Linked DNA regions of Homo sapiens: region 2 is linked to region 1. Evidence: chromatin loops called from intact Hi-C (ENCODE). Cell type or tissue: GM12878. All regions are shown on one strand. Each heading gives the region's core, and the rest is flanking DNA. Links, peaks and the distances in the headings are about the cores only.

Region 1 (15,651 bases), core at 4,799-12,798:
TCTTCTTTAGAAAAATGACTGTTCATTTCCTTCACCCACTTTTTGATGGGGTTGTTGGTTTTTTTCTCTTGTAAATTTGTTTAAGTTCCATGTAGATTCTGGATATTAGCCCTTTGTCAGATGGATAGATTGCAAAAATTTTCTCCCATTCTGTAGGTTGCCTGTTCACTCTGATAATAGTTTATTTTGCTGTGCAGAAGCTCTTTAGTTTAATTAGATCCCATTTGTCAATGTTGGCTTTTGTTGCAATTGCCTTTAGTATTTTAGTCATGAAGTCTTTGCCCATGCCTATGTCCTAAATGGTATTGCCTAGATTTTCTTCTAGGGTTTTTATGGTTTTAGGTTTTAGGTTTAAATCTTTAATCCATCTTGAGTTAATTTTTGTATAAGATGTAAGGAAGGGGTCCAGTTTCAGTTTTCTGCATACAGCTGGACAGTTTTCCCAACGCCATTTATTAAATAGGGGATTCTTTCCCCATTACTTGTTTTTGTCAGGTTTGTCAAAGATCAGATGGTTGTAGATGTGTGGTGTTATTTCTGAGGCCTCTGTTCTGTTCCATTGGTCTATATATCTGTTTTGGTACTGGTACCATGAAATTCCGAGTTGAAAATTCTTTAAGAATGTTGAATATTGGCCCCCACTCTCTTCTGGCTTGTAGGGTTTCTGCAGAGAGATCTGCTGTTAGTCTGATGGGCTTCCCTTTGTGGGTAACCCAACCTTTCTCTCTGGCTGTCCTTAACATTTTTTCCTTCATTTCAACCTTGGTGAATCTGACAATTATGTGTCTTGGGGCTGCTCTTCTCAAGGAGTATCTTTGTGGTGTTCTCTGTATTTCCTGAATTAGAATGTTGGCCTGCCTTGCTAGGTTGGGTAAGTTCTCCTGGATGATATCCTGTATGATATTCTGGATGATTTCCAACTTGGTTCCATTCTCCCCATCACTTTCAGGTACACCAATCAGACATAGATTTGGTCTTTTCACATAGTCTCATATTTCTTGGAGGCTTTGTTCATTCCTTTTCATTCTTTTTTCTCTAATCTTGTCTTCATGCTTTATTTCATTAAGTTGATCTTCAATCTCTGATATCCTTTCTTCCACTTGATCAATTTGGCTATTGATACTTCTGTATGTTTCGGGAAGTTCTCGTGCTGTGTTTTTCAGCTCCATCAGGTCATTTATGTTCTTCTCTAAACTGGTTATTCTAGTTAGCAATTTCTCTAACCTTTTATCAAGGTTCTTAGCTTCCTTGCATTGGGTTAGAACATGCTCCTTTAGCTCAAAGGAGTTTGTTATTACCCACCTTCTGAAGCCTACTTCTGTCAATTCGTCAAACTAATTCTCCATCCTGTTTTGTTCCCTTGCTGGCGAGCAGTTGTGATCCTTTGGAGGAGAAGAGGCATCCCGGTTTTTGGCATTTTCAGCCTTTTTCACTGGTTTTTCCTCATCTTCATGGATTTATATACCTTTGGTCTTTGCTATTGGTGACCTTCAGATGGAGTTTTTGCTTGGTCGTCCTTCTTTTTGATGTTGATACTATTGCTTTCTGTTTGTTAGTTTTCCTTCTAACAGTCAGGCCCCTCTTCTGCAGGTCTGCTGGAGTTTGCTGGGGGTCCACTCCAGACCCTGTTTGCCTAGGTATCACCAGCGGAGGCTGCAGAACAGCCAAGACTGCTGCCTGTTCCTTCCTCTGGAAGCTTCATCCCAGAGGGGCACCCACCAAATGCCAGCCAGAGCTCTCCTGTATGACGTGTCTGTCGACCACTGCTGGGAGGTGTCTCTCCATCAGGAGGCATGGGGGTCAGGGACCCACTTAAGGAGTCAGTCTGTCCCTTATTAGAACTCCAATACTGTGCTGGGAGATCTGCTGCTCTCTTCAGAGCCAGCAGGCAGGAGCGTTTAAGTCTGCTGAAGCTGCACCCACAGCTGCCCCTTCACCAAGGTGCTCTGTCCCAGGGAGATGGAAGTTTTATCTATAAGCCCCTGACTGGGGCTGCTGCCTTTCTTTCAGAGGTGCCCTGCCCAGAGAGGAGGAATCTAGAGAGACGGTCTGGCTACAGCGGCTCTGTGGCACTGCAGTGAGCTCCCCCTAGCTGGAACTTCCCAGTGGCTTTGTTAACACTGTGAGGGGAAAAACATCTACTCAAGCCTCTGTAATGGCAAATGCCCCTCCCCCCACCAACCTCAAGCATCCCAGGTTGACTTCAGACTGCTGTGCTGGCAGCAAGAATTTCAGGCCAGTGGATCTTAGCTTGCTGGGCTCCATGGGGGTGGGATCCACTGAGCAAAACCACTTGGCTCCCTGGCTTCAGCCTCCTTTCCAGGGGAGTGAGCGGTTCTGTCTCACTGGCATTCCAGGCGCCACCAGGGTATGGAAAAAAAAAAAACTCCTGCAGCTAGCTCGGTGTCTACCCAAAGGGCCGCCCAGTTTTGTGCTTGAAACCCAGGGCCATTGTGGTATTGGCAACCGGGAGAATCTCCTGGTCTGTGGGTTGTGAAGAGCATGGGCAAAGCATAGTATCTGGGCCAGATAGCACCATCCCTCACAGCAGGGTCCCTCACGGCTTCCCTTGGCTAGGGGAGGGAGTTTCCTGACTGCTTGTGCTTTCCAGGTGAGGCAGCGCCCCGTCCTGCTTCTGCTCGCCCTCCCTGGGCTGCACCCACTGTCTAACCAATCCCAATGAGATGAACTGGGAATCTCAGTTGGAAATGCAGAAATCACCTGCCTTCTGCATTGGTCTCACTGGGAGCTGCAGACAGGAGCTGTTCCTATTCGGCCATCTTGCCTGGGAACTTCCTTAAGGTTTTCTCTAATCTATGCCATGACAATCTATAACTCTAGATTCAGGAGGAACACAGAGGGATAGCAGCCAACAGAAATCGTAAAGGAGAAGTAATCATGTCTGAGCAAAGCTAAATACGAAAGTAAAGAGTTGGGATGAAAATCATTTACCTCCTGTGTAGAAATGGAGGTTGAAGGAGAACAGGAGAAATGTGGAGCCCCCTTTTAAAAGTTCCCTCCCTAAATCGCTGAAGCATCCTTACTCCATTAACAACCAGCTTTTGCTTTTAAAGCACTAGTTCTCTTGGTATTTACCTCCAGCACTGCAACAGAAAAAAATTTCAGCATATACTGAAGAACTTGTAATGATCTTTTAAGACATGAATCCCCCATTCCTAGAGGGTGAGTGTGCTTCCTAAGAACTATTCTGGAAGCAAAATTGACAGACTGTCACAGGAACAGAGAGATTCCAGTTTTTCCTGCATCGGGGTGGAGGGTACGGGTGGGTGTGTCAAAACATCACTACATTCTCCCAGGTTGGAGCCCTCATTCCGTTCTTTGCTGGGGGGAGATCTGGGTTCTTCTCACACACATGCTTGTCTCTGTGATGTAGGGGAGGCCCGAGGGCAGGCCAATGGCAGCTGCTGCCCAGCCAAAGGAGAGGAAGCTAGTTTACTACAGGATATAAATAGAGTGACAGAGCCCCTCACAGAGGGATGTACACTGGAATGTTTAAAAAAAAAAACCACTGTAGCAGGGGCATTATTCAAGCATACTGTATAAGGGCCAAAATTGCTTAAAATGGCTTTCAAAAACATAAGTCTGAGATTGCTCCTTGGGTGTGTTATTTTTATCTATTCCACTGGGATTAAGCATGGCCTAGAATCCCAGCTTGAAAGGGGAGAGCCAAATTTGCACTACCTGCTATCTCTCTGTATCATCAGGACTCATCTTCAGAAATCTGGACGTGGACACCACTGACACAAAGGAAGCACAATTAAAGCCTGAGAAGAGGCCGGTCTGCGCTCTCCCAGAGCCAAATGAACCCTCCCTTGCTTTCTCCAGTCTCCAGCCCTGCTCAGCGACCCTGCCTTTGACTGACATGTGGCATTCTCGTCTTCATGGACAGAGAAGCCGAGCTCTCGATGGTTATCGACATTAGAAAATGTCATGTCTGAATACGCTTCAGCCGGACCTTCCTCCCCTACTTCATTCCCTGCCTCCCGCCCCTCAGTTTATTTTAATTATACAATGAAAACTCTCAAGTATGGAATGGCTGCCTGCTGTATCACACAAGCCCTTAATTGTACTCTGGAGTTGGATCATGGCATTTTATCACCCTGCAATGGTAAAAGGCACATTTGCAACAGGAGTAGGTCATGGAATATTTTCTGGAAATGCCAATGGATTTCAAGGCCCTTCCTTTTTTATACTAGACATTTGTGATTTTTGTCTGTGCATATAGGAGAATAGTAATTTATATCCCCTTTTATACCTTTTCCTGTTCTCCTTACAATTCTATATAATTCCCCAACTTATTCTTTACATTGATGAATATTAATGACTTGATCCATAATCACTTGTCTCTTATCAATCCACAAAAGCATTTGAGCAGATTTAATTTTCGAATTATCATAGTTTCCACATCGTGATGGCATACCCATTTATCATTCTTCTAGTTCCTTTAAAACGTTTTCATTATGGGCAAGGTGCAGTGGCTCACATCTGTAATCCCAAGCACTTTGGGAGGTAAAGATGGGAGGATTGCTTGAGGCCAGGAGTTTGAGACCAGCCTGGGCAACACAGTGAGACCCCCATCTCTACAAAAACAACTTTTTAAACTTTTTAAAATTAAAAACTAAAAAGAAAATATTTTCTTCAGGAAAAAGAACAGATCACAATAGACAAACTATGTTCAGGCTTTTTCCAAAAGAGGCCACTTCAACAAGTAAGATAATTTCCTAGAAGATAAAAAGGTGACCCACACCCAATCTAGACATGGCTGGCCAATGTGGTACTTTGGTTTAGATGTCTATATCTGCCTCTTTCAACAAATACAGGCTTTCCCATTGTATCTATTCAATAAATGTTCACCAAGTAAATCTTCTCAGTCATGAACTTCAAATGTGCGCTAAGCCATACACACCCTACCCATATTTATCCAAGAATTCCCCTGCTCTAGTTGTCTCATGTTAGATATTCATTCCCTAATTCACACTAGGATAACAAATTCTCTCCTGGTAACCACCGCTCCCTAGCTCAATCCATACTTCCAGGAAGAACTGTGTTCACACAGTTTATAAGTCATGCTCCCACAGCAGTATTTGTCACTTGACAGGTTCACGTTGTATCACTTTTAAGCAATTCCCAGTGGTGTACAGTGGTGCCTGTTCACAGATGTTTCCCTAATATTGCTAAGTAACATCAAAAGTTTCAGGCTGGCTTCCACACAGGCAGTGGGCTAAGGAGACATGGATTACCCATGCTCTTCTATTTCCTGGCCCAAAGGTCTCCAATTAACACTGATGAAATTGGCTTCTCTTGGCACTCCTGCCTACTTCCCTTAGATGTTATTCACTTCAGGACTTGGGCAGAAACAAGGTTTTATGTAACAACATCATTCATTAATCCTAAGTGAATGTACCCAAGAAAAGGTGCTCAAGGTAGGCTAAAGTCCTAGAGTCAGTAGCCGATGAAGAATAGTAACCTGTTCTTCACACTGCCATTTATTTCACAACAAAACTTCAGTCCAGGCAGAGCTTCCACTATAGCAGTCCAAAGCTTTCCATTGACTACTGCTAGAGTCCAGCCCACACAGGACCAGAAAGAAGTGGATTTGTGTGAGAAATGCTCCGCCCAGTGTCTAGCACAGAAGAGGGGCTTAATAAAACAAATTCTGAGATCTAAAAAAGAAATACAAGAAGTCTTACGAGTAAAATTGGCCCCGTTCTGAGGACCATGCAGAAAGCCAAAGAAGTACTTCCTCAGTGGCCTGGGAGACAACCTTCTTTATCTCTGACATTTTACTCTGGAAAAGGAAAAGGCTATAAATGAGTGGCGGGAACCATCTGAAATCTCATCATGACTATACCACCAGCATGTGGAGAGTGTATTTGGTGGAGTTTGTCCAAAAGTCATCCTTCCCTGTTCACTCTAACCCATAGTCACTCCTACCTCAAATCTCTATTCCAAAGTAGGAAACTTCCAGGCAGGTGAGGTATTCAAATGAAAAATGCAAGCCCGGGCTACTTAGCTCTGGCCAATTGTTGCCATGTGGGATGGCTGGCAGCCCATGTTGGTAGACCTTCTGACTTTTCAAGAGAAGATGGAAAGTCAGATTTCTATATAAATCTCCCAATTTTTCAATATTAACTCCAACTTAGAATGAAAAAAGTTCAAGCCAAGTAAAATGCATCTGACTCTGGGTTGGTCTGAACGCATGGTTTGCCACTTTGCAATCCCTGAACTCTCTAATTCATGTGGCACTAAATCATACATTACTTTTGCATTATTTCACTTTTCACTTTGCAAGCTGTGACTTCCAAATTGACTATAAACACTTTTGACCCTGACACACTTTTGGCTGGGTGGGCCTGTGATGCCATGCGTTTACTAAACAGTGGCTCTATTATATATTGCCATGTTGAACAATGGCTACAGGCAGATGTAGCATTTCCCAAATGAGAGAAGGCAATGGCAAAAGAGGGAACTTGGCGTCAACTTGAGTGAATGCCCCTCCTTCTCTACTCCATTCTTTTTTTCCTGGCAGGTGCACGTTCACAATGGTGATTTCTCATTTAATTGCTAAGTATTTCCACAGCACAGTAAAATCCATCATGAACCAGACACGGAGTATGCTAATTCCCCAATCTCTGATAATGCACAGATTCAATGGGGTCTTCTTCCCGCCAATGTGCATTCATAAATGCCATTAATAGTAATGGCAGTCAAATGCAAAATATGACTAAGTAGGCCCTAGTGCATGAAATATATTCTCAACCACAAGGACAAGCTGCCACACAGCTCACTGCCTTGTACTAAATTAGGGGCTGGTGATTCTCTGATTGGGACCAAGAGGGTGATAATGACAAATAAAAAGAAAAAAAGCCAGTCCTCTTCTCTGCTTATCCACTACGAAGAGTATCCCTGACTTACAGGTCAGAGACAATGAGGAGCTTTCAGGCTTGGAAACAGAGACAGGACACAGAAAGATGCAAACTCGCTGTCTTGCAGGGAATTAGTGAAACACAGCTAAGCCAGTTCAACACTGTGCCCTTTAGTCATCCCACCCACTAAAAGACACTGTTAAAAACCCGCCAGCTTTTATTAGCAGAAACAAATGAAGTCGACTACCGAGCACTCAGGAGTTTTTCATCCTGAAAGTCCAGGATGGCTTTGGCATAATAAAGGTCATATCTCCTAACCACGGTAATGTTCACAGAGCAACCTGAGCTCCAGGCAGGGCCAGGCCGGCCTCTCAGTATTCCCCCTGTAGAAGGTGTTGCCGATTAAACTATCACATTTCAAAGAGCTCCTTACAGTAAATAGGAAAGAAAGGAAAAAAGAGATCCAGGGCCTTTTGTTAGTCAAAAAGCTAGGGAAAGGCGATAATTAACCCATTTTTGTAGAGAAATCATTTGGACAAAAGTCAAGGGATTTACCACCCTGTCAATTGTTAAGTCTAGATAAGGACATTATATTCCACGGCACAAAGGGTGACTGAGATGGTGAATGGAAAGTAGGCCACTACTACTACTTTACCTCGCATCTGAAAAAGGACTTTTTTTTTGTCCTCCTGGTACAGTGATGGACTAAAGAATCTTCTCCCCCTTGCACTAAAAACATAACTTCAGAGCCTGGTTTTTGCATTTTGTTAAATATTCAAAGGTATTGTGCAATTAGCATGTCATTAATGAATAATTAATTACAGCTAAAGCAGCCCTCAGATTTTTGCAGCTAAATTATTTAAACAGCAAATATAACAATACAATGCAATGCTCTCATTTGGTGTTTTGTTATTGCATTATTTGAAGGGAACAGCAATATTACTTTTCATTAGTTGCAAGAATTATGTGCAACAAAAGCTGTTTTCATTTTTTTTCTTACCTAAAAGTTGCTTCGTGTGCCCTAAAAGGGAAAATTAATTCAATTCAGATTAGATTTCCTAAGAATTAATTAGCTGCAAATATCTGAAAACTGCGGCTAGGGACATAAGGCTTAGGTATCTGAACTTAAAAGAAAAAAGTAAGCCTATTTAAACCTGTCCTTTAAAACAACTTCTGCACCAAAGTACCTTTTTTTTAGATATTTGGTTACCACTTTTAAAAGAGGAAACTTGTTTAAAAATCCTTTTTTTTTTTTAAGCAAGTGAGCATTACAAAGCTCCCCCTAGTAAACAGTCAAGAGTTAAATAGAAAGTAATTTGTTGCTACTTGCAGACATACATCACTAGTAAGACATGAGTTTATATTTATAAGCTGCACATCTGGGATCAGTTGACTTATCCATCTGCTAACTACACCAGTAAACAGTATGTCTGGGACCGTCAAACCCTTGCATCCATCACAAATTCCTGCTTTAATTGTGTGTTTACGTGGCAAACCTCTGCTTAAGTATATTTGAAGACTGTTTTAAGCAGTTGTAATTGCTCCTTTCTTCTTCATATTAACTTTAACACATTTTATTTACCATTATGACAGGCCGCGATTTTGCAAGCCTCATAGATAGATAAATGCCAGAGATCATCATGCTACCCAGGAAAAGGCAGCAGAGGGACAGAAACCGGAGCTGTAACCTGTCCAGTCCGGAGAGTTTGGGCCTCTTTCACAAAATCCAATGACTTGAGTCACAAGTTCAAATCTCAGTAAGGCCAGTTTAATCCTCCACTGTCTTGAACTCAGAAAGTTGACAATCATACACTTTCTTTTTGAGAAAGGAGCAGAAGAGAGGGAAGGGAAGATTTAGGGGGAAGAGGCAAATCACAGTTTGGAAAGATAAAATGGTGCCAGGAGTTTTCCATCTTTTTCCTTAATTAATCTGCTGTGTAGGAGAGGTGCATGAAAGCTTGAGAGATTTGTAAGGGTAGAGATTTTTCAAGCCAGTGGCAGAGGGCTGGAAGTTCTCAGGAGCCCCAGAATCAAAGAGGAGTATAGCCTGTGACTTGACTTAATTTTTAACCCTGGTTTTATAATTGAGTTTCATAAGCAAGCTGAAAACACAGGCTCAGAAATGAATGAATTCAGAAGAAATAAAAGGCTACCTTCCATAATTAGGGGAAAAATATGCACCATTCTCTGCACAAAAGCGGGGATTTTACTGTATTTTTCCCAATCTGCCTTTCACATTTATATGAATAGCAAGATGTCAGATTTCACACAATGTTGTTAAACCTTTTCTCAGGTTTAGGGAACTGAAAGTCGTATGTGCCTGTGTAATATTGTGCTGATGCAAATAGTTAAACTTTTCTACACGATTAACCATCATTTTCTCAGAGTATTCTGTTCACAGCTTTCTTCCAGTTTCCTGATACATGTTGAGATCTATGCCCGTGCGGCTGATGGGGTGGCGTGGAGGTTGTAAACTGAAGACCCACCGCGAAGCTAAAGAGTCACTCTGACGCAATCTAGTTAAATGACAGTATGGCAGTAGGCCGTTTACCCAGGCCAAGGAAGCTGTGGCTTGTCAAAGACATTAAAATCCAAATGTGCCAGCAACGGTGCCAAATGTACTCTAGGCCTTGCAAACACATAATCCAGACAAACTGAATTAAATTGCAACCAGTTTATAATTAATTTGCTTTTGAAAGTTGTGCCATGAGAATAAATGTGCCAACAATTATTTGCAATGAATTGTTCTTAGGGTGCCCCCAACTTAATAATGCCTCTGTAAGCAAGAGAGGGTTTGGTATTGGTTACTTGTATTGGCATTGGCTTCTAACCTAATGAGGGGGTACGGAGAATTTAGAGACAGATTCCAGGAACCTTAACCTTTCTGTCAACCTAATGGAGTCTGTTACCAATGCGGTCAGTAGCGTGGCCCTGTGGCCTCCCTGACCTCAGATGCCAGCCTCACTCTGCCCAAGATGCTAAGATTAGAAACATATTTATCTCGCTGAGGCACTGCCTTTCTGGACACCATTTTGTAAGCACAAATATTCACGGGAAAGGTAAAAACAGTAAGAGACTAAGGCACTAATGCTTCATGTGAATTCATTTCTCATACCATTTTTCTCTAGGACTTACGGAGCCAAGCAAAGTGTGAGCCCTGAGTACATATGAACAAAAAACTAAAATAATGTAAAAAGAAGAAATAATCCTGAAACTTAACATGGAGTGTTATGTGCCAAGCATTTTTTTTCCCCACCAATCCTCAGGGGAAAAAAATTACAGAGAAGTAATTGGGCCGGGCGCAGTGGCTCACGCCTGTAATCCCAGCACTTTGGGAGGCCGAGGAGGGCGGATCACGAGGTCAGGAGTTCAAGACCAGCCTGGCCAACATGGTGAAACCCCATCTCTACTAAAAATACAAAAATCAGCCGGGAGTGGTGGCGGGCACCTGTAATCCCAGCTACTTGGGAGTCTGAGGCAAGAGAATCGCTTGAATCCGGGAGGCAGGGGTTGTAGTGAGCCGAGATTGCACCACTGCACTCCAGAATGGGCAACAAGAGCGAAACTCCATCTAAAAAAAAAAGAGAGAGAGAGAGAAGTAATTGCAGAGTAGATGTATATTAGAGGCCTCAGGACTTAGAGCTAAAAAACAGCAGACGCAGGATTCAAACTGAGGGCTAACTCAGCAGCCTGGGACCTCCACCTTCTGCTTTTCATATCAACAATGGCCATATCTCACTGCTCCTCTCTTTCCAGAGCACAGGGGCCAGAGTGAGACCTGGAATGTGACTGACTTTTAGACCAGAGCTGGACATCAAAATGAATTCCATCCCATTCTTAATTGTCACTTTGGAAGACTGCTTGAGAGCATTTGCAGCTCTTCTTGGAAATCCAGGCAGAATGTTTTGAGTTCATCTCAATATAGTAGTTCCCTTACAGGGACGCATCATTTCTGATCTAAAATGATCTTTAATCGACTGATGTTTTACACCAGCCTCGTTATCAAATTACTGCTGGCTGTTTCCGAAACTCAGATCAACCCTCAAAGAGTAGAAGTGTGCTACCATTGAGGGGAGTCACAAGAAGATGCTGCAGGTTCAGCCAGCAGCTGAAAGGAAGAGTAGCAAAGAGTTGCTTAGCAATGGCTTACCAAAGGAGGAGTACCTGCAGGCCATTGCTTTGTTTATGCAACAAATACTTATTTCTTACAGTTGTTACTTATTTGTTACAAGCTCCTGCTTGAATATGCCAGATACTGCATTAATTAAATAAATATAAATGTGTGTGTGTGTGTGTGTGTGTGTGTGTGTGTGTGTGTGTGTGTGTGTCTTTCAGATTTAGAAATTTGCCCAAGGTCACAAAGCTAATAAATGGCAAAGGCAAGATTTGAACCCATGTCAAACTCCAGCAACACACTCCAGTCCACAGTCTTGTAGTACCAAGGAGGCTTCTACTTTGGAGCGACACGGTGTGTCACAGGCTTTTCAGATCAAGTTCTATGCTGCAGTTTCCTTTCACTGAGATGCAGCCTAATGGTCTCTGAATGTTTTTCACCAGGAGGAGAATGAGAGCTGAGAGTAACTTTCCCTGAAAGGACATTTGTAACCATTAAAAGAAAGAGAACTCAAAAAGAAGTTCAAGAGGGTTTTCAAAACTGGACTTTTAACTGGAAGCTTAATTGCAGGATGTACCTTAGAATGCACGCACACATAGACACACACACACACACGCACACACACACACGCACGCACACTTTCAGATATTCCTTCTAAAATAGCTCTTGACAATTTGTTTCAAATCATGAAATCACGACCTTAAGGTCTTCCAAGTTATCTTCAACCATCCAAACAATTAATTCTTTGAGAAAGACATACTTACTAAAAGAAAAAAGAAGTTGAAAATATTGAAAATATTATAGAAAGGTTCCAATGGAATTAACCAGAAGAGAAGGTTCTAGATGTTAAGCATGTACTACCACTCCCACTACCTCTGCCACCAACACTTCTTTTTTTTTTTTTTTTTTTTTTGAGATGGAGTCTCGCTCTGTCGCCCAGGCTGGAGTGCAGTGGCGCGATCTGGGCTCACTGCAAACTCCACCTCCCGGGTTCACACCATTCTCCTGCCTCAGCCTCCGGAGTAGCTGGGACTACAGGCGCCTGCCACCACGCCCAGCTAATTTTTTGTATTTTTAGTAGAGACCGGGTTTCACCGTGTTAGCCAAGATGGTCTCGATCTCCTGACCCTGTGATCCACCTGTCTAGGCCTCCCAAAGTGCTGGGATTACAGGCGTGAGCCACACTTCTAATGAAAAATGCTAGCAGCTCCCAATTACTAAGAACTCTGTGCCAAGCTCTCTGCTGAGTGCTTTCTATACATTATACCATTCACTCTTCACAAGCGCCCTGTGAGATAGACATTATTATCCCCATTTTACAGATGAGAAAACTGAGGCTTCATAAATTTAAACATTACTTGAACAGCCAATAAAATTATAGATATTTACCAGACTTTTCTGTAAGGTATTATTAATACAATGGTAAGCACTGTCATGGATGCAAGAAAATACTGGAATTTAAATGACAAAGATTAAGTCACATAAGAAATGAAAATTGATGAGGCAGGTCTAAGCAGGAAGTCCCAAGAGGGCAGGAACCAAATCTGTTTTGTTGCAAATTAGGTCTGGCATAATATCTGGCCTATAGGAGATGCTGAATCAACAGTTGTAGCTAAATGTAGAAAACAATACGTAGCAAGTGAGTATATTAGAACTCTCTGAACATTTTATCTCCAGAGCACTTGGTTAATCAAGGTTCAAGAAAAAAATGGTCCCAACTCTGCCACTACCATTTCAAAGCTCCTTGACCCAGGGTGTTTCAGGTAAGCCATAGTTCCATGGCATGTGCCTCTTCTTTTTATTTGGGTCTGGCACCAGAGGCTGAATCAGAAAATCTCCATTTCCCTTTGTCCCTATTCTGCCATGGACGCTTCCTCTGCCAAACATTTCATAGTTCCTTTATGGCCGCATGATATTTTTCAAGGGAAATGATTGGCAAACAGCCAATACCCCTAATGCAGAAAAGATGCCAACATCACTCCCAGGTTTAAATACCTTCAAGGAGACCCTCAACTGAAGTGGTCCTTACAACCAATCTGACTTTTTTTCACTCTCTTTTTGTGGGAATATCTTTTACACGAGGCTTAGAGGGAAAAAGGAAAAAATAATAATAAGAAAACGTAAAGAAAAAGAAAACCTGCCTGAAATGAAAAATTCCAATCTTGCCTCTGTAAAAATCCTTCAAGCCCAGTCAGCTGCCCCTCCCCCTTGATCCAAGCCTCTGTGTTTCCCGGCAAAGAGGTTAGAAAGCTGTTGAAAAACATTCTCCTGCTGAATTGAGACTGACATCTGACAGAGCTCGGTGGTGTCCTAACTTGAGTGAATTTAAATGACAAGCTTGGCTTTATAAGTAAGGGATCCTCTTTTACAATAGAACAGCATGATTGCTTCATGGCAGAGGGGGAAAAGAGGGAGAATCAAAGTTTTCTTCAAATCCCCAGTGGTGCCATTGACCTGTCAGAAGGTTGTGACCCACTCCTGTTAATCCATGCAAATCAGATGCCTCCAATTTGCGGTGCTGATTGGAGTACCACACCTTTAAATTCAGGAAGCGGCCTTAGAGTGAGGTTCCGATCACAGAGTTCAGTTCACCTCTCATTTTTTTCTTCTTCAAAAACATGATGACAGCTGACTTCCTTCCCGCCCTGCCCTTACTCAGTCAGGGAAGACTGTCTGATGGTTTCCTGATTAGCATCAAGGCAAAAGCAGCATGTTTTTCATAGGCTATCGCTATTACCTAAATTATAGGCCTGTTGCTCTCAGCATTTTCCCCCCACAGACAGGTTAATATACACATCCCACTGGTATTATTGCTTTGCGAAGTCACCCAGTCATTTTTATGACATAGAGGGGAGAAGGCCTGGAATTCCCCGGAAGAGGCTTCAGATCCAGATGAGAGACTCTTACACAACCAGAAACGCCGTTTTCTAACCATCCCATTCAAAACTTAACAACACTTCCCACGTTCAATGCCATGTGCCGTGCATATTTTAAACCATGGGTAATTTCAAGCAGAAACATTCAGAAAAAGAAAATGAAAAGGCTGGTATTTTGGATATCAGGAATATGTGATTGCCCACACGATTCGCACATTACTCAAGTTGTCCCCAAGTCATCTTGAACTGGCTACTTAAACAATGTAAGTGACCAGAATTTTTGTGCATCATATCAAGGTAATTCAAAATTCTAGTGAGAGGAGGGATTATTTAAAGGACTTCAGTGAATTTGCATTTTCCAAAGCTTGGAAAATAACTTTCTTAAAGAACCCCTGAACCATTAACATATCTGAGGAATAAATAATTGTAATAACCATTTGCCCATATTTTAGAAAATATACTATTCCTAACACCAAAAAAAGATGCCAAACATAAAACAAATCGAAATAAACTAAAACAAAAATATAAAGAAAAACTCTAGCTCTACTTAAGAATTTTTTTTTTTTTTTTGAGACGGAGTCTTACTCTGTCACCCTAGTTGGAGTGCAGTGGCTTGATCTCAGCTCACTGCAACCTCTGTCTCCAGCGTTCAAGAGATTCTTCTGCCTCAGCCTCCTGAGTAGCTGGGATTACAGGAGTGTGCCACCACACCTGGAAGATTTTTGTATTTTTAGTAGAGATGGGGTTTCACCATGTTGACCAAGCTTGTCTGAATCTCCTGACCTCAGGCAATCTGTCTGCCTCGGCCTCCCAAAGTGCTGGGATTACCGGCCTGAGCCACCAGGCCTGTTCAAGAATTTTAAAGACATAAATAATATATAATTCTTTCAAAATAGGAAGACTTTTAAGACAAAAGAATATATATGTATGTATATATATATATACTTTCAAGATAGAAAGACTCAATTTAGTAGAGATGTCAACTTCCCTAGTCTTTAATACATTACTCAACTTTCTAAAGACATTATTTTAACCAAAAATATGATTCATTCATATACAAGAATAAATAAGCAATAATAGTCATGAAAATGGGGGATGATTATATAATTAAAACACATTATACAGCCATAGCAATTAAAATCATGCAGTAAGAGAATCAAACTAGATCGACCAATCAATGGAACAGAACAGAAAGCCATGTGCCTATATATCCCTAGTTAGGGTGGCTATTCAAAATAGCAGAATTGACACCTACATTGTCCCTGGAGCTCCAGTCTGGAAGACATAATACCACACTCACTCCTTTAAATGCACCAGAGAAGCCCCTTTAAATTGATAGAGAAGGGTCTGAACTGAGGGGGAAGGAAAGGAGGGGACACTTAGAGCAGCAGATATTTACCAATCAGCATGGAAGCATTTTAAGATTTTAATAAGGGCTATAGTCATATTGTAAGTATCAGTGGAATATCTACCCTATATTTACTGATAATAAATGAGGCATTCTAAATCATTAAGAGAAAGTGAGCTTATTCAAAAATTGCCACTTAAATAAATGTTATTCAGAAAAAAATTGCTGTATCTAATTTATTTCTAAAAATAAATTATAGAAACACTAAAGAGGTTACATGTAAAAAGTGAAATCAACAAAGAACTAAAAGAAAATATAGGTGAAGATTTATCTGACCCTAGAGTAAAGAAGACATTGTTAAGCACAAAGCAAAAGAAAGACTCTAAAACTGGAAATGATTAATAGACTTAAGTATATTAAAATTGT
Region 2 (15,651 bases), core at 2,953-10,952, 79 kb after region 1:
ACCCTTGCTGGTATTTGACAGCTTAACACCCTCCATCACTCTGCAACATTCACTCTGAGAACCGATGTGGAACTAATAGCAGCCTTTTTATTTCCAATCTTTGAGGTCACAAGCAGTTGCCCTAGCCTGAACCCTGTAAGATTTTTCTATAGGAAGCTCTCTTTCAATGGGTCATCTCCTTAATGTATCTCAACAGGTCTGCCTGGATGTTTGAAATGAGATGTGATTCCTGCTAACTACTGTCACCACCAACATACACCTCTGAATAGGAGGAATAAGTTTTACCTTTGGAAAAAAGCCCTGGGCAATTCAAGTGAAGCAACAACTTGGTGATTTTCTTCTTGGGCATTTTATCACCTTTCAAGTTACATCCAAGGAGCATCTATTTGGGGATATGTTTGATTGTCTCAAAAAAATACAACAGCGAAACAAAACTCACAAATGTCTGTTACGTGAAGGAAGTGTGAATGAAATAGAGCATGGTGGGAGAGATTTCCTAGCTCCGTTTTTCAGCCTGGATTGATTAACTCTAATAAATTCAGGAAGGTGATTTCAGATGATGCCCGTCAAGCTGGATCTTATGGCCCAGTTGTTTATTATTTCACACTGCCCCGGGCTCAGTCTTTGACATTCACAACCCTAAAAGGTCATGAAGTGAAATTCTACAGCCAGACTTAGTCAGTATTTTGGTGAGTAGGCTCTTGTGTTAATGAAGACTGTTTTTTTTTTTAATATAAGTTGGACTTAGGGAAGAAAAATTCCAGGTTAAATACAAATAGCCTCAACTCAGGAAATTCATGCTTTTAAATAGCCAGGTCAGTGTAAGAACATTTAAGACTACAGGAGAAGGAAGAGCATACAGAGGGAAGCCAGTCAGTGCTAACAAACCAAGCAAACATAGGAGTTAAGAACTGTGGGGGCAGAAATAACATTTCCCATTAGCAATGCTGGGAAAACTAGAACTGACACCAACAGAGTCCTAGGCTGGCCACCATTGCTCTTACCATCCCAACGAAGTCCAGGCCTTTATTCCCCAGCACAGAAAAAAATCCACCCCACATGCTGGACTCACATTTCTCCAGAACTACAGGCCTTAGAAGGCATGCATGTTCTCAAATCAAATTTTTATTTCCCTAAGCTAAATGCAGCCCTAGACATCGAAATCTACTACATCAGATCAGCAGATAGTTGATCTGGGAAGGACATGGCCCAGTACACAAGCAGAGGACCAATGTCGCTTTATTTTCTAATAATCAAACCTTCCTTTTTCTGCTCCTTGCCCTCCCTGTGTCTCTAAGCTAAGAGAAAAAAGTAGGCCTCTGCCTGCAGCACAAACAAATTCCCACTTGGGGGGAATCAAACAAACTGAAAAATGAAGAGAAGAGGAGATACAATCTATTTCATTTAGTTTGGGCCCTGCCTAATTTCCATTAGCCCCACCCAGTTGGCTTTTCTGGCCTCAGGCATCTATCTGGACCATTAGTGCATATTTTCATGGCTGTCCTGGATCCATTCGTCCCTCCATTAGAAAACAGGAAGAGGGTATGTCCAGCATTTCAGCAGGGGCAGTGCCACTATGTAGCCTGATTTTTTTCATGAGCAAGAAATTCCTACCTGTACACTCCTCCCATTCCTGATGTTGTAGACACATGGACATTGTGCTAGTTCACACTGATGACTTGAACACTTTTCAGAGAGCTACTAAATTCCTCCTCCTATTAATCTATCATTTATCCAAGACCAGGCCTCAACCCCATCCCCTCCTAGCTAACCCTTACTCCTCCAAGTTACTAATACAATGTCGCTTCTTCCAGGAGCCTTCTCAGACCACTGTTCATCCCCAGACCAGGTTAGGCTGCCCTAACATACCCTCTCCTAGCACTTTGCTTAACATTCAGCACTCAATCATTATTTTCTGTCTTTCTTTCTCACACTACCACACCAGTGTTCTTCAGACCTTAGAATGCAAAAGAATCTAAGAGGAGCTTGCTGAAAATGCAAATTCCTAGTCACCTGACCCTAGATATTCTAATTCTGGCTGAGGCTTGGGAATCTTCATTTGACCAGTTGATCTTCAGATCACACTATCCCAAAACGTTAGTTCTTTATCATAGTCACTGCCTGACTTCTCAGCACTGTGTAGCAGCTGGCATCTGAAAAACACTTACTGGATTGAAACAAGGACATGCTGATTCTGGTTCCTACCCCTCTAGCCGGAATTTTCCAGCCTTCCAACAACTGTCACTCAGCAGGGTAGGCCACAGCTGAATTTTGAGTAGATCTTTGCAGCTCCTGAGTTGTACAAAGTACATGCAAGTTTGTCACACCCAGGGTTCCCCCAGCTCATATGGATCTTTCATTTACTCTCTTCTGGAAAAATGAACTTTAGCCCATTTATCTTCCAAATAAAGCTTGCAAGGGAAAAAATGACACGGACTTGGTAAATAAGAGTTTCTATTATTAAAAGCAGGTTGAAGTTGGGGCTTTGTGCAACTGCTTCCTACTTTCTGAAGTGTCTCTATTTTAAGTATGTAGACGGTGCTTGAACAATCCCAGCAGGCTCTAGATGAAAGAGCATCCTCCTCATTAACCCTAATGGGAACTGGGCTCATGCACTAAAGGAAAAATACATCCTTTGGATCAAACCTCATGAGTGGCATCATGGCAATAGGAGGACTTGGGGTAAGGATAGAGGAGAGAGGATATTCCCTCATTTCATTCTATCCAGGAACTTGGTGACAAGGAAGAGAGAGTAAACCCAATAAATATACTGCTGGACTAAGAAAATCTAAGCTTCTGAAAAGATGCTATCAACATACCAAGCAATTGTAATGGTACCGTACTAGAGGAGGAGATTGCAGAAGGGGTGGGCTTAGAAATATTTTTCATTCAGCAAATATTTATTTAGAAAGTATTGGGCTGGAATGTAATGGTGAGCAAGAAGGATAAGGTACCCGTTCACACAGAATTGCCATTCTACGGGTGGGGGTGAAGGAGTCACACAATTAAAGAAAGAAACAAATAAGAGTAAGATATTCAACATGAAAACAGAGAGACTTCATCTGTTTTGTTCACAGCTGTATCCCCTGCACCAAGCACAGTGCTAGCACGGAGCATGGATTCAACAAACATTTGTTAAAGGATAAATGGAGGACTGGATGACTGGGTGGCTTGATGGTTGGATGGAAGGTTGGAAGGAAAGGAGGAGCTTCTCTGAGGTGATATTTGAGCTAAAAGACAAGAAAGAGCCAGTCATGGTTATTCTGCAGGAAAAGTTCTTGAAAGAAGGAACAGCAAGTTCCCAAGGGATGAACAGGTTTGGCATTTCAGAAGAAGGCCAGTGAGGCTGGAGTGTGGCAGAGTGGGTACTGGGAATAAAATCACAGTTGTTTGCTTTGCAAACAAAATGGAAGAATCAATCATACGTGTTTCACAACCCTAAAGTATATATATTATTTTTGATAGCTATTATCTTTATTCTATAAAGCCTTAAACCAATTGATAAGCAAAATAAGATCTCCATAAAGAATGAATCAATGGGAATGAAATAGAGAAGTCACCAAAAAAGACATATAAATAAAATATGCACATATGGGAAAATGCCCAACCATACTCATAAGAGAAATACTCATGTAAGTAAAGCCCAATTTGAATCTATTAAGTTAGGTAAAAGTAAATTTAATGATAGATACACGATGTTGGCAAAGATTTGAATAAGTGGTATTCTCACAAATAACCAATAGAATCGAGCACTGGAGACTCAAGTTGTTGGAAAACAATTTGACATTATGCATTGAGAGCCATGAAAATGTTGAAGTGTCTGAAGGAGTAATTCTTCTGAGATTTATCCCAAGGCTTTCAAAGTATTTTCTGCAAAGCCCTAGGATTCTGCAGAGGGGCTTCAAGATTTCTGACAGCAAAGTCCAGGGAATGATTATGAAAGGGGAAGAATGCGTGGGGCTATAGGGATTCTACCTCCTGACAACCAGCACAGTTCTGTTGTAGAAATTCAGATTCTGTTTCAAGTTTACTTGAAAAAGAAGTTCTAATAATTTTTTAAAAATCACCCTACTATCTTAAAGAAATGATCCAAATTATAAAAAATAACTAGGCCGGGCACCATGGCTCATGCCTGTAATCCTAACACTTTGGAAGCCCAAGGCGGGTGGATCACTTGAGGTCAGGAATTCGAGACCAGCCTGGCCAACATGTGAAACCCCTTCTCTACTAAAAATACAAAAATTAGCTGGGTATGGTAGTGTGTGCCTGTAGTCCCAGCTACTCAGGAGGCTGAGGCGAGAGTATCATCACTTGAATCTGGGAGGCAGAGGTTGCAGTGAGCCAAGATCACACCATTGCACTCCAGCCTGGGCAACAAAGAGCAAAACTCCTTCTAAAAAAAAAAAAAACTATAAATATGAATATGTTCATCAGTATTATTTGTAAATAATAGTTGAAAATGAAAAAACCTCAATTTTCAACAATAAGAAGGTAATTTATTATCCATTAAACCTAGGCTATGTAGAGACACAGAAAAAATATATATATACTTTGTTTTACATATATATATATGAATGTAAAACAAAGAACACAAAATTGTAGTTGCAATATCATAATTTTTTTAAAATGTAGAAGTGCACATGAATTAAAAGTGCAATAAGATGATTATAATTGGATTATGGGGTCTTTCCTTTTTTATGTCTTTTCCAATTTTTCTGTAATGCAATTAAATTACTTTTCTAACCTTTTTTTAATGTTTAAAAATAACCCTTGATGGCCAGGGGATGGTATATTATTATTCATCTCTACATCCCAGCATAAGCAAAGGAGCTGGCATAAAAGAAATACTCCACAAATATTTGTTGAGTAAATAGATATACTTTTAATTAAAATCTGATCATGAATGAAGCACTAGAGAGAGGCAGGACAGATTCCCTCCAGAGGAGCTGGAGAAAGCCTCCTGCAGAGGCGAGCCTTTGTGTGGATCCTTACAGGGACAACAGGATCCGATCTGAGCGGAGGGCCAGGTGGGAAAGGCAGCCCTGCAGAAGGAGCAAGGGGAGCAAGAAATTGGCGATGAGCAAGTACTGAATGTGTCTGGGAAAGAGAAAGAAGTCTGGGTCGCAGAAGCATGGACACTCCTGAGCACATTAAAGGAATATAAGGCTGAAAAGGTGAATTTAAGCCCACAGGCCAAATAAGTCAAAGCAAGAGGGTTCCAATGAATGTGAGCCACAGTGACATGTTCAGAACAGGACTTTATGGAGAGTAGCATGGCTGTAGTGTGCATGATGGGCTGGTTGTGGGGCCGTGAAGTATGAAAACAGTAGCCGGGCATGGTGGTTCATGCCTATAATCCCAGCACTTTCGGAGCTCGAGGCAGGCGGATTACCTGAGGTTGGGAGTTCAAGACCAGCCTGGCCAATATGGTGAAACCCCATATCTACTAAAAATACAAAAAGTTAGCCAGATGCAGTGGTGTGTGCCTGTAATCCCAGCTACTCTGGAGGCTGAGGCAGGAGAATCGCTTGAACCCGCGAGGCGGAGGTTGTGGTGAGCTGAGATCATGCCACTGTACTCCAACCTGGGCTACAGAGCGAGACTTCGTCTCAAAAAAAAAGAAAAGAAAAGAAAAGAGTACAGCCCAGGGACAGGCTGGGATGTGGAGAAGAGGTCAGGGGCCTAAACAACATTTGGAGCTGTCGGAATTTATAAAAGAGGATCACCAACTAGAAAGGGATCCTGTATGTGGAATTCTTTAACAACATGTCCAGAATCCACTAAGACAGATAATCTGTCCTGAAAAAATCTGGACATTTGGGGGAAGCAGTAACCCCCTCCTCACCTCCCATCTCCACCAGGCTTTCTTTAATGCCCAGCATATGCATATGCACCTCCAACAACGAAAGCCTCCTTTCTTACACGTATTTACTAGCAGTCCCAAATGTTTCCTGTGCTATATAAAGTCTACATTTGACTTCAACTGGGGAAGTGAAGGATGGAGCTGGGAGAAGGGGAGGAGGCAAAGTCTGTGGCACAGTCACTAGCACATCTCCAGTTTTAAAATCATGCATTCAGTCTGAAGCCCAAATCGAAAGGTCGCAAACTCACATAAAGCACCGGTGATTTAGAGCTTGCTCCTATACACAGTTCAGCAATGCGTGGAATGTAAAAATACATGGAAACCACAACACAGCAGGGCTCTCGCTGCGCTGCTGGCAGAAGTCTCTGTTTCCCACACAGGCCCTAAATCTAACCCAGCAATGAAACTTTTAAAATTTGTAAAAATAGAACAGTTGGAAAATCTTCACCACTTTTAGTTAAAATATAAAACAAAACCCGCCATCTTTTGTGGGTGCAGTTGCAAATCAGCCACACTCCTCCCGTCTTCGAAGGAATTTTAATGATAAAAAAAAATTTTCAAATGTTGAACTATGTATTTCTTCTAGGTTACCTGGTGAATACATTCTTGGATGCTCTGGTATGTGTAGGTTGTTTTCAGTTTAGCATCTCCACCAAGAAGAGTCTCAAAATGTCCAGTCAATATCAACAGGTGTAACAAATGCCCTGTTTAATTTTCTGAAGAATAACAATAGAACAACTACCACTTATTTATACATTAATTTGTGCCAGAATCATCTCCTGTAATCCTGATTCCTAAATCCTCAGTCCAAAATCCTGTGAGTATAGGTATGATTATCTCCGTTGTACAAATGTAAAAAACAGAATAATTTACTTAATTTTTCCAGGTACAAGTGGTAGCCAGGATTCAAACCCAGGGCCATCTGATTTCAAAGACTAGGCCCTTTCCATTATATTTATTGCATAGGAAGGGATTTCCCTCACCCATTCAAAATGGTTATATTTAGAAATCAAGACACGCCACTGGCTCCTCGATCAGCTCTTAGTTTCCTTGGACTATTACATAAAGCTGCATAAAACCGAGTGATTATTTCTAGCCTCTTCAACAGATCTCTTTTCTATACATTGTTATTCTTAAACATAGGCAAATCCTGTGCCTTATGGCAGATTCCGGGTTACATTATAGAAGAATTCTATGGAAACATAAACCAGAGTCTGTCTGTCTCCCTATCTCTCCGAAACCACCCTCTCCCTTCAAAGCATCTCACTAATATTTATTTTGGAATTGTCATGAACAGTATTATGACATTGGCTTCCTTAAAAATTTAACATTCATGATTAGCACTTGAAATGAGTATATCCAAAGAATGTATTTTGCTCAGTGCTTACAACCAAATTATCTCAAGAGGCTATCAAGAGCTCTCAAGTCATTTTGTTAACTATGTTCTCTATTTAAAGGAGCCCCACACAGAGAGAAGGGAGGGGAAGGAAAGCAAGACTTAAAACCTTGCTTAAAAAAAAAATCAAGTATTCTATTCTGTCTCTCTTTCCCTCCTCTACCTTCTCCACCCTCCCACATCCGCCCCCACCCCCAAACTAAATATAGAGACCAAACACCAAAACCCAAACTTGAAAATTTCCAAAATGATAATCAACAAATCATGGTAACATGGAACACAGAAATTAAATGTAATGCCCAAATTCACAGGAGCAGCCGCCTGGAAGCGGGAAGTGGGGTGCACCTGAGCATGCTTTAGGAAGTTCTGCACACGTTTACCCGCTTTGCAGCCATCCCTTCCTTCCACTCCGCAGCACAGGAAAGGCAGATTCTGAGCATAACTCCAGAGCCCCAGCTTTTCCTACCATTAATCGTAAGATTAGATCCTGGATACAGAAATGCTAAATGATCAACAAACATAGTTAGCTCTGAACTCAAATGAATGTTTTTTTCCTTTCCCTTTCATTGAAGAGAGGGGAAAAAAAGCTTCACATGGCTTCCTTTCCTTGACCTACAACAAATTCCATTAAACCTCAAAAACAATGCTTTGAGATGCTAGAGGATGCAGACAGGAAACTGAAGAAAGACTTTACACAAAAGTTAAAACGTCTTTTTCGGAGGGAGTTAAGGAAGGGTTGTATCTTGACAGTGAGAGCTCATGGCAACTGAGAACATAATTAGATTTGAATGTCATGTAGTTGTGCCTGGGATGCATAGCACATCAAAACAGATTTACTGCTCAGAGTAACAGAAATGTGCAAATGCCATTGGCTGGTAAATAATTAATGATTGCCCCAAAGTTTACAAATGCATAAAATGCCCTACAGATAAAATTCCATCATATTTTCAAGTTACTGAAAATTAGCTTTTTTTCTGGAATAAATATCAGTTATCTGTCCAGGATTGATTCCTCTTTAAGACCAAAAAAGTCTTCATTCTACCCAACGACCTCCTACACCCCTTTGTCTCCTGGGACATCTAATTTATGGGTGTTTAATGTAATAGGGTAAGCTTTCCAAAAATGGTGTAATAAAAATGGGCTTAGATGTCATCACTATTATTACATCTGTTATTATAATATGTAGTGTTTGCAGTGAAAACCAGGCTTGCATCTATATTTCATTGGCATCCATACATTGAGGCCATCTTGAAATTTGACTCAAAGGACTAAAATTCAACATCAAAAAAACTGCTTCAAAGGGATATTCAGCATTGATTTTATTGGGCTTATTTTGGGGAGCACTCAAACTATGCTTTTTTTGACTTGTTGGCCCTAAAATGCAAGAAGGGTTAATCTTGATTGCAAAATCAAGAAACAAAGATACAGGCCTATTGTGCAATAAACAGCCCACATTTCAATGAATAAGTAATATTTCTCACAAACCCAAGTTAGATAGTGGATTTATTTAACCTCTTGGGGTCAGGTAATAAATACTAAGTGAATTATTCAGCCCAATGGCTAATCAATACAATTCCATGATATATTTTTTGTGTTTCATAAAAGGTTGTACACTAAAGGCAGTGAGCAATTATGGAAATTGGGCCAGAGCGCCTCTCAATTCCTCTCTGGCTTGAAACCCCAGCAGGCCACCTTGACAGCAAATCGATTAGTGCTCCAGTGAAGCGGCTCAGTGACCCCTGACCTGCTTCCAGCGAGGCCTGACAGAGGAGAGAGTATTTTATATTTATTTTATTGAATTAACTCCATCTTGCCTGTACCATCGCTTTACACACATTAGGCAGCAAGCTACAAGCTACTTCATTGTCGTTGTTTTCCATTGCTCTTGCTAACCAAGCCCCACCCCTTGCCCTGCAGATTTCTTTGTCCTGGTTTTCCTTTCACTTTTGGCCTCAATGCAAGATTTCAATCCACCCTGAGACTCATGATGGAGCTCCAGGTAATAAAAACCAAGAGCAAGGCACAAGATCCTGCTGCCTGATGCTTCCTGCCTACCTTGTCCAACCAGGACAATGCCCTATCCCCATTTTTCCCCTCATGTTGAGAAACAAAGACCAGTCAATAAAAATCTGGCTTCACATGGTGCTCTTTGGAAAATATATGCAAGAGAACATCAAGGATTAGGGGTATTTCCTACTAGAAAATCAAAAAATAAACCAGAAGCCACTGGTTTTCTCTATTTTTGTGGCCTAATTACATTATTGACTGATTGAAGCCATCAGAAACAGGGGGAAAGAAAGAGAAAGAAAGAGAGAGAGAGAGAGAACGAGAACCAAGGCAGCTGAGTTTAGACCACCATTTCATCAGGGGAGCAATAAATCCAAAGGCTCATCAGCCATCAGTGACTGAAAGCTTACAAGAAGGGAAACATCTCTAAATCACCAAAAATTTTCTGTTTTACTTCTGCTAAATGGAACATTGGTAAAAAATAAAAAATAAATAATAAATTAAAAAAACACCAAAATAAGTGAAAAGTAAATGCCAGGAAGAAACCAAGAGTTTTAAAGTCAGAAAATCTATTTGGCAGCTCTAGATGTTAAATGATACCAAAGGTTAAGTTATCAGCAGAAATTTGACGTTATAAATCACAGGATTGAAGGATCTTGGACCATATTTGAAGGAGGCAGTACAGAGTGATGGTTTCATACTTAGAGGCTGAAATTAAACTACCTGGATTCAAATCCCAGTTTTTCTACAAACTAGCTGTAGACTTTGTACAATTCATCCAACCTCGCTAAGCTTCAGCTTTCCTCACCTATACATAAGGATGACAACAGCTGTTGTCACATAAGCAATGTTGACTGACATTATCATTTTTATCAGATCCCAAATTATTTTATATGGGTAGGCAAGAAATCACTTTTCAGACTTGTTTTATGAATGGAGAGGCTGAAGAATGTGAGGAAACAGAATTTGCCTTCCAAATTATTGCCCTTCCCAGGGTCATGCATGCACAAAAGTATTGTGATAATCACTCACTCCCTTAAAATCTCCTTTTGGGGTTCGAAGGACCTTGAACTTTACCATTAAAAGATTCAGTCCTTGGGTTGATCTCCCCAAAGATTTAAAAGGGAAGTTCTCCTTTCCTGACCCCCAGTGGTGGGGGACATGAAACTATTTCACTCTATTCATATCACCTTGCCTTTCTCAGGAGAGACTTGGTTCTTAGGGAATATTGGCTTCATGGGTGCAGAGTAAGGGATAAAGTTTGTGATGCAGGATAAAAGACTGAAGACAGTGATTGAGAGATCAGAAGAGAAGAATTTCAGAGTTGCACTTCAACTGCTCAATTGTCGCATCAGGGATGGGTTGGCACTTTTAGATACCTTGCTTCTGATAAGAAGATCAGCTCCTCATTTACAGATTCAATGCCATCCCCATCAAGCTACCAAGGACTTCCTTCACAGAATTGGAAAAAACTACTTTAAAGTTCATATGGAACCAAAAAAGAGCCCACATCGCCAAGTCAATCCTAAGCCAAAAGAACAAAGCTGGAGGTATCACACTACCTGACTTCAAACTATACTACAAGGCTACAGTAACCAAAACAGCATGGTACTGGTACCAAAACAGAGATATAGATCAATGGAACAGAACAGAGCCCTCAGAAATAACGCCGCATACCTACAACTATCTGATCTTTGACAAACCTGAGAAAAACAAGAAATGGGGAAAGGATTCCCTATTTAATAAATGGTGCTGGGAAAACTGGCTAGCCATATGTAGAAAGCTGAAACTGGATCCCTTCCTTACACCTTATACAAAAATCAATTCAAGATGGATTAAAGATTTAAACGTTAGACCTAAAACCATAAAAACCCTAGAAGAAAACCTAGGCATTACCATTCAGGACATAGGCATGGGCAAGGACTTCATGTCCAAAACACCAAAAGCAATGGCAACAAAAGCCAAAATTGACAAATGGGATCTAATTAAACTAAAGAGCTTCTGCACAGCAAAAGAAACTACCATCAGAGTGAACAGGCAACCTACAACATGGGAGAAAATTTTCGCAACCTACTCATCTGACAAAGGGCTAATATCCAGAATCTACAATGAACTCAAACAAATTTACAAGAAAAAAACAAACAACCCCATCAAAAAGTGGGCAAAGGACATGAACAGACACTTCTCAAAAGAAGACATTTATGCAGCCAAAAAACACATGAAAAAATGCTCATCATCACTGGCCATCAGAGAAATGCAAATCAAAACCACTATGAGATATCATCTCACACCAGTTAGAATGGCAATCATTAAAAAGTCAGGAAACAACAGGTGCTGGAGAGGATGTGGAGAAATAGGAACACTTTTACACTGTTGGTGGGACTGTCAACTAGTTCAACCATTGTGGAAGTCAGTGTGGCGATTCCTCAGGGATCTAGAACTAGAAATACCATTTGACCCAGCCATTCCATTACTGGGTATATACCCAAATGACTATAAATCATGCTGCTATAAAGACACATGCACACGTATGTTTATTGCGGCATTATTCACAATAGCAAAGACTTGGAACCAACCCAAATGTCCAACAATGATAGACTGGATTAAGAAAATGTGGCACATATACACCATGGAATACTATGCAGCCATAAAAAATGATGAGTTCATGTCCTTTGTAGGGACATGGATGAAATTGGAAATCATCATTCTCAGTAAACTATTGCAAGAACAAAAAACCAAACACCGCATATTCTCACTCATAGGTGGGAATTGAACAATGAGATCACATGGACACAGGAAGGGGAATATCACACTCTGGGGACTGTGGTGGGGTGGGGGGAGGGGGGAGGGATAGCATTGGGAGATATACCTAATGCTAGATGACGAGTTAGTGGGTGCAGCACACCAGCATGGCACATGTATACATATGTAACTAACCTGCACAATGTGCACATGTACTCTAAAACTTAAAGTATAATAATAAAAAAAAGAAGATCAGCTCCTCTCTCAACCCCTCCAAGCTTCCTTATCAATAAGGACCACTGCCACCATCACATTTGCCACATCAGCCATCCTCTGATCTCCTAGGGAAAGAGGACTGGGGTTCAAGTCAATTTGCAGGGACTGTTTCTGCACAAATACCCATACCTAGGTTCGTGTGCAGTGCCAGAGTGGCAAGAGAGGCTGGCTGCCAAGGCTATTTTTGAAGAACTCACCACACTTCTCTGGGATACTGTGAAGGAAATGTCTTGATTTTGCCCCATATCTTTCCTTGTCCTTTGCAATCCCAGAGATTCAAGACCATTTCATTTCTTATCTCGGCAGTCCTTTCTCCCTAAACTCACGGCCCACCATCACCATGACAGACAGCAAAGCAATCTCACCTTTCTCTTTAACCTATAAGCTTTATGGCAAAAAGATAAAACACCATGGGAAACAGTGGAGGGAAATGAGGGGGGAAACCCACCCTACTCTGACCTTGCCCTGCCTTCTCCATTCTGCATTTAGGTAACAGCCCAGATATTTTACACTTTTAGAACCAATGAAAGAGACTTTTTATGTATACATTCTCCAGTCGAGATGGACCTACCTACTCATATCAAAGGGAGACATTAAGACTCACGGTCAAAACAACTTAAAAAAAATCAAATGCAGGGTGGCACTAGTATTTCCATACAGGAGGAGAGTATGGGGGTGAAAGAAATTAGCAAAGAGGCCATGCCTCACAGCAAGCAAACACACATTAACTTAGACTGCATTTAAGAAGGCCAGTGGGTAGCTGATAGAGACTATGGAGAGTGGGGATCAGACCTCATTCCTAAGCCATTCCTTGGTGTAGTGCTGATCACCTCATAATATTTGCGCTGTTTTGGGCTGCCTGACCTATTAGCAAGACTATCAACAACACTTTGAAAGTTCCCCTTGATCTAGTGTCTGAGCACCTAATTGCTGTGGAAGTCTCAGAAATTCCACCCTAACTCTTCCCAGGAGGGCTAATGGGATGGGGTAGAAAGAGATCCTGGTTCAGATGCCCACTAGCTGTAGGATCTCGGACAAGTAGCCTCTTTCCTGGGCCCCCATCTACAAAATGGAGAGGCGATTTCCTTCCAGGATAAACATATGATTCAAAGTGGTGTTTATCTGATGTGTGAGAAGCCTGAGATGGAATGTTTACTTCCTTTAGAAAATTGGAATTTAACAGCCAAAAGAGTCCTTTTTCCTCTGAAGGAATAAAAAAGAAATCCATTTACTCAATCTGCTAACCCCAAAACCAAAACAAAGAGTCTGTGGTATAAATGAGTTGGCCAAGATGCCTGCACGTGCTGGCTCACAAGTCAGCCCTCTTCCCTGAGTCATTCTGCAAAATGGCACAGCAGATTCCTCTGGGTCCGTCAGAAAAGAAAATCTTTTACACTTTTGTATAACTCTATGCATTAAACCATAAATTATTATTCCCCTCTCTTCTACTTTCAGAATCTATACAAAAGTGATTACCTCAGTCATTTTTCAACATTACTTTCATACTTGGAAAATGCATTTTCTAAAAGTTATTTATTTTTCACAGCATGTCAGGTTGTTATATTGTACTAGTTAAAATAAAACTACTATATAAACTACTGTCTACTTTTGCATGCATTACATTTCCCTACAAATGCTGTGAAGCAGGATTTTCACAGGGCCTAAATATATTTATCTGAAATATTACATTATACTTTATTTTAGCACCATTCCAGATTTTAAGAAAGAAAGAAACAGGAAAGCCAGTTGTTAAAGTAACTTCGCTATTAAATAACTTTTTTATTTGGAGTTCCCCATTTCAGAAGAAAAATTATTTAAATATTAAAAGCGGTTTTGTCATGAAACTTAAAACCAACACATACTATTATTCCTTCTCAAGGGCCCTGGGAAGAGCTAAAAATGTCCCATTGGATTTGATTCATGCTCACCTAAAAGCAAGACTTGGGCAGGGAGTAAAACAAGTAAGGAATAAAATATCGAATGAGTACAGACCACCATTTCTAATAATGAGGTCCCCAGACCCTTGATATACACAGCTAGGTTTAAAATATTTTCTGGAGTACCTCTAAAAGGTGACAAAACTAAACAAAAGCTTTGCTTGAGGTAATCCTAAATTTTATGCGTAAAATTGTTTTTTGCTCAAATGTAATATTAACCATTCTCTAAAGCACTGTGAATTTCTTTAAAATGCCACCTCACTTAAAGACTCCACAAACACAAAAGGACGTAGATCCATTTGTAACTGTAGTGGTGAGGGTCCTGCAGCTGTGAGTGAGGGGTGCTTGCTTGAGCATCAGCCAAAACAAAGCTGACCCTGGCCAGTAAACCTAAGGAAAGTGCCGCACACCAGCACCACACTGGGCTTAGAAAATGCTGCTCTCAGGCTCTCTCTGTCGCTGAGTGAGAGGCAGAAAGAGGAAGCGCTTAAATATTTAATAAATGATTCTGCAAAGGCTTTTGAGCCTTGGCATGAAGGGTTTGAAAGCACTATCTACTTTACATCCATTGAGGCCACCACCAAAATGGCTATGATCCAGATTACAAGCGACTCAAGAAACTAGTTTTCCTTCCCTTTTTCTTCTTCTGAAGCTGAGTTGGCAGTGGCCTATCTTGAAATCTTTCAGAATTGCTTTAATCTTTCATTTTAGTTTCGTCTGAAGCCACACTCATGTCCACCCTCAGTGCCCTTGGTGTTGCCAGGCCTTGAGTCCTGGAAACAGGGAAAGCATCCTTGGAGAAATACAGAGAACAAGAATGGAGAAAAGAAAACAAAGATTTTTTTACATATGTTTTTAACACAGCCAAATTTAACCAAAGTGTGCTCCCTGGTAGTGCTTTTAACTAACAAGCAGGCAATATATTGCACTGTAAAATGTTTTATTTTAACACCTTACAGGTTTAGCTCTGTGGCTGTTGCAGGTATATCCATTAAAAGCAACACAGACTATAAATCAGAATTCCATACCTTTTCACAGCATATGAATCTATTCTCCTGCTGGTAAGCACATAGCTTTCACTGATGCCGATGGGGGTGACATATACTCATGTAGGGAGAATAGACCACTCTCTACATGTGAATTTATGCTTTTAGACAGGTGGCTGTATGTAGACAAGAGACACCAATAAACAGATTTTATAGTAGCTGTTTAGAAACGGATTCTGTGCTACATATCTACAGAGGAACAGTCATCTTTTCCAAAGAGAAATACAGAGGCAAACCCTTGGCAGACTTACAATCCACAGTTCAGTACACCACAATTTGGTACCCATCGTCACACACATCAATGGTCATTTGAACTGAGCTTGACCAATCCCCAATGCCTTAATAAACTAACAGTATTTCTGAAATTCCAATTATGCTGAATCT

What was found. Hi-C counts contacts between places; a loop is a spot of excess contacts. Peaks named below come from ENCODE experiments on the same cell type or tissue, not always from the same donor. Only the 100,000 strongest peaks of a DNase experiment are listed, where the experiment ranks them.
Region 2: a loop joins it to region 1, with 2.1 times the contacts of the local background. A loop is called at or near these places in 3 of 110 quality-filtered maps.

The regions. Positions count from the first base shown.
Region 1 is chr5:158,944,863-158,960,513 of GRCh38, forward strand. The region is part of intron 6 of EBF1 (EBF transcription factor 1); the gene reads right to left. Among named protein-coding and RNA genes, the nearest start is that of EBF1, 150 kb to the right of the region's middle. RefSeq lists enhancers at 7,035-7,692, 9,365-9,494, 12,958-13,820, 13,549-13,618, 13,649-13,698. In GM12878, for the core only: no CTCF peak of the experiment used is centred there; a DNase peak (open chromatin) is centred at 9,229; H3K4me3 peaks cover 2,082 bases; H3K27ac peaks cover 5,977 bases.
Region 2 is chr5:159,025,563-159,041,213 of GRCh38, forward strand. The region is part of intron 6 of EBF1 (EBF transcription factor 1); the gene reads right to left. Among named protein-coding and RNA genes, the nearest start is that of EBF1, 67 kb to the right of the region's middle. RefSeq lists a silencer at 14,585-14,664. In GM12878, for the core only: no CTCF peak of the experiment used is centred there; a DNase peak (open chromatin) is centred at 6,151; H3K4me3 peaks cover 1,322 bases; H3K27ac peaks cover 3,609 bases.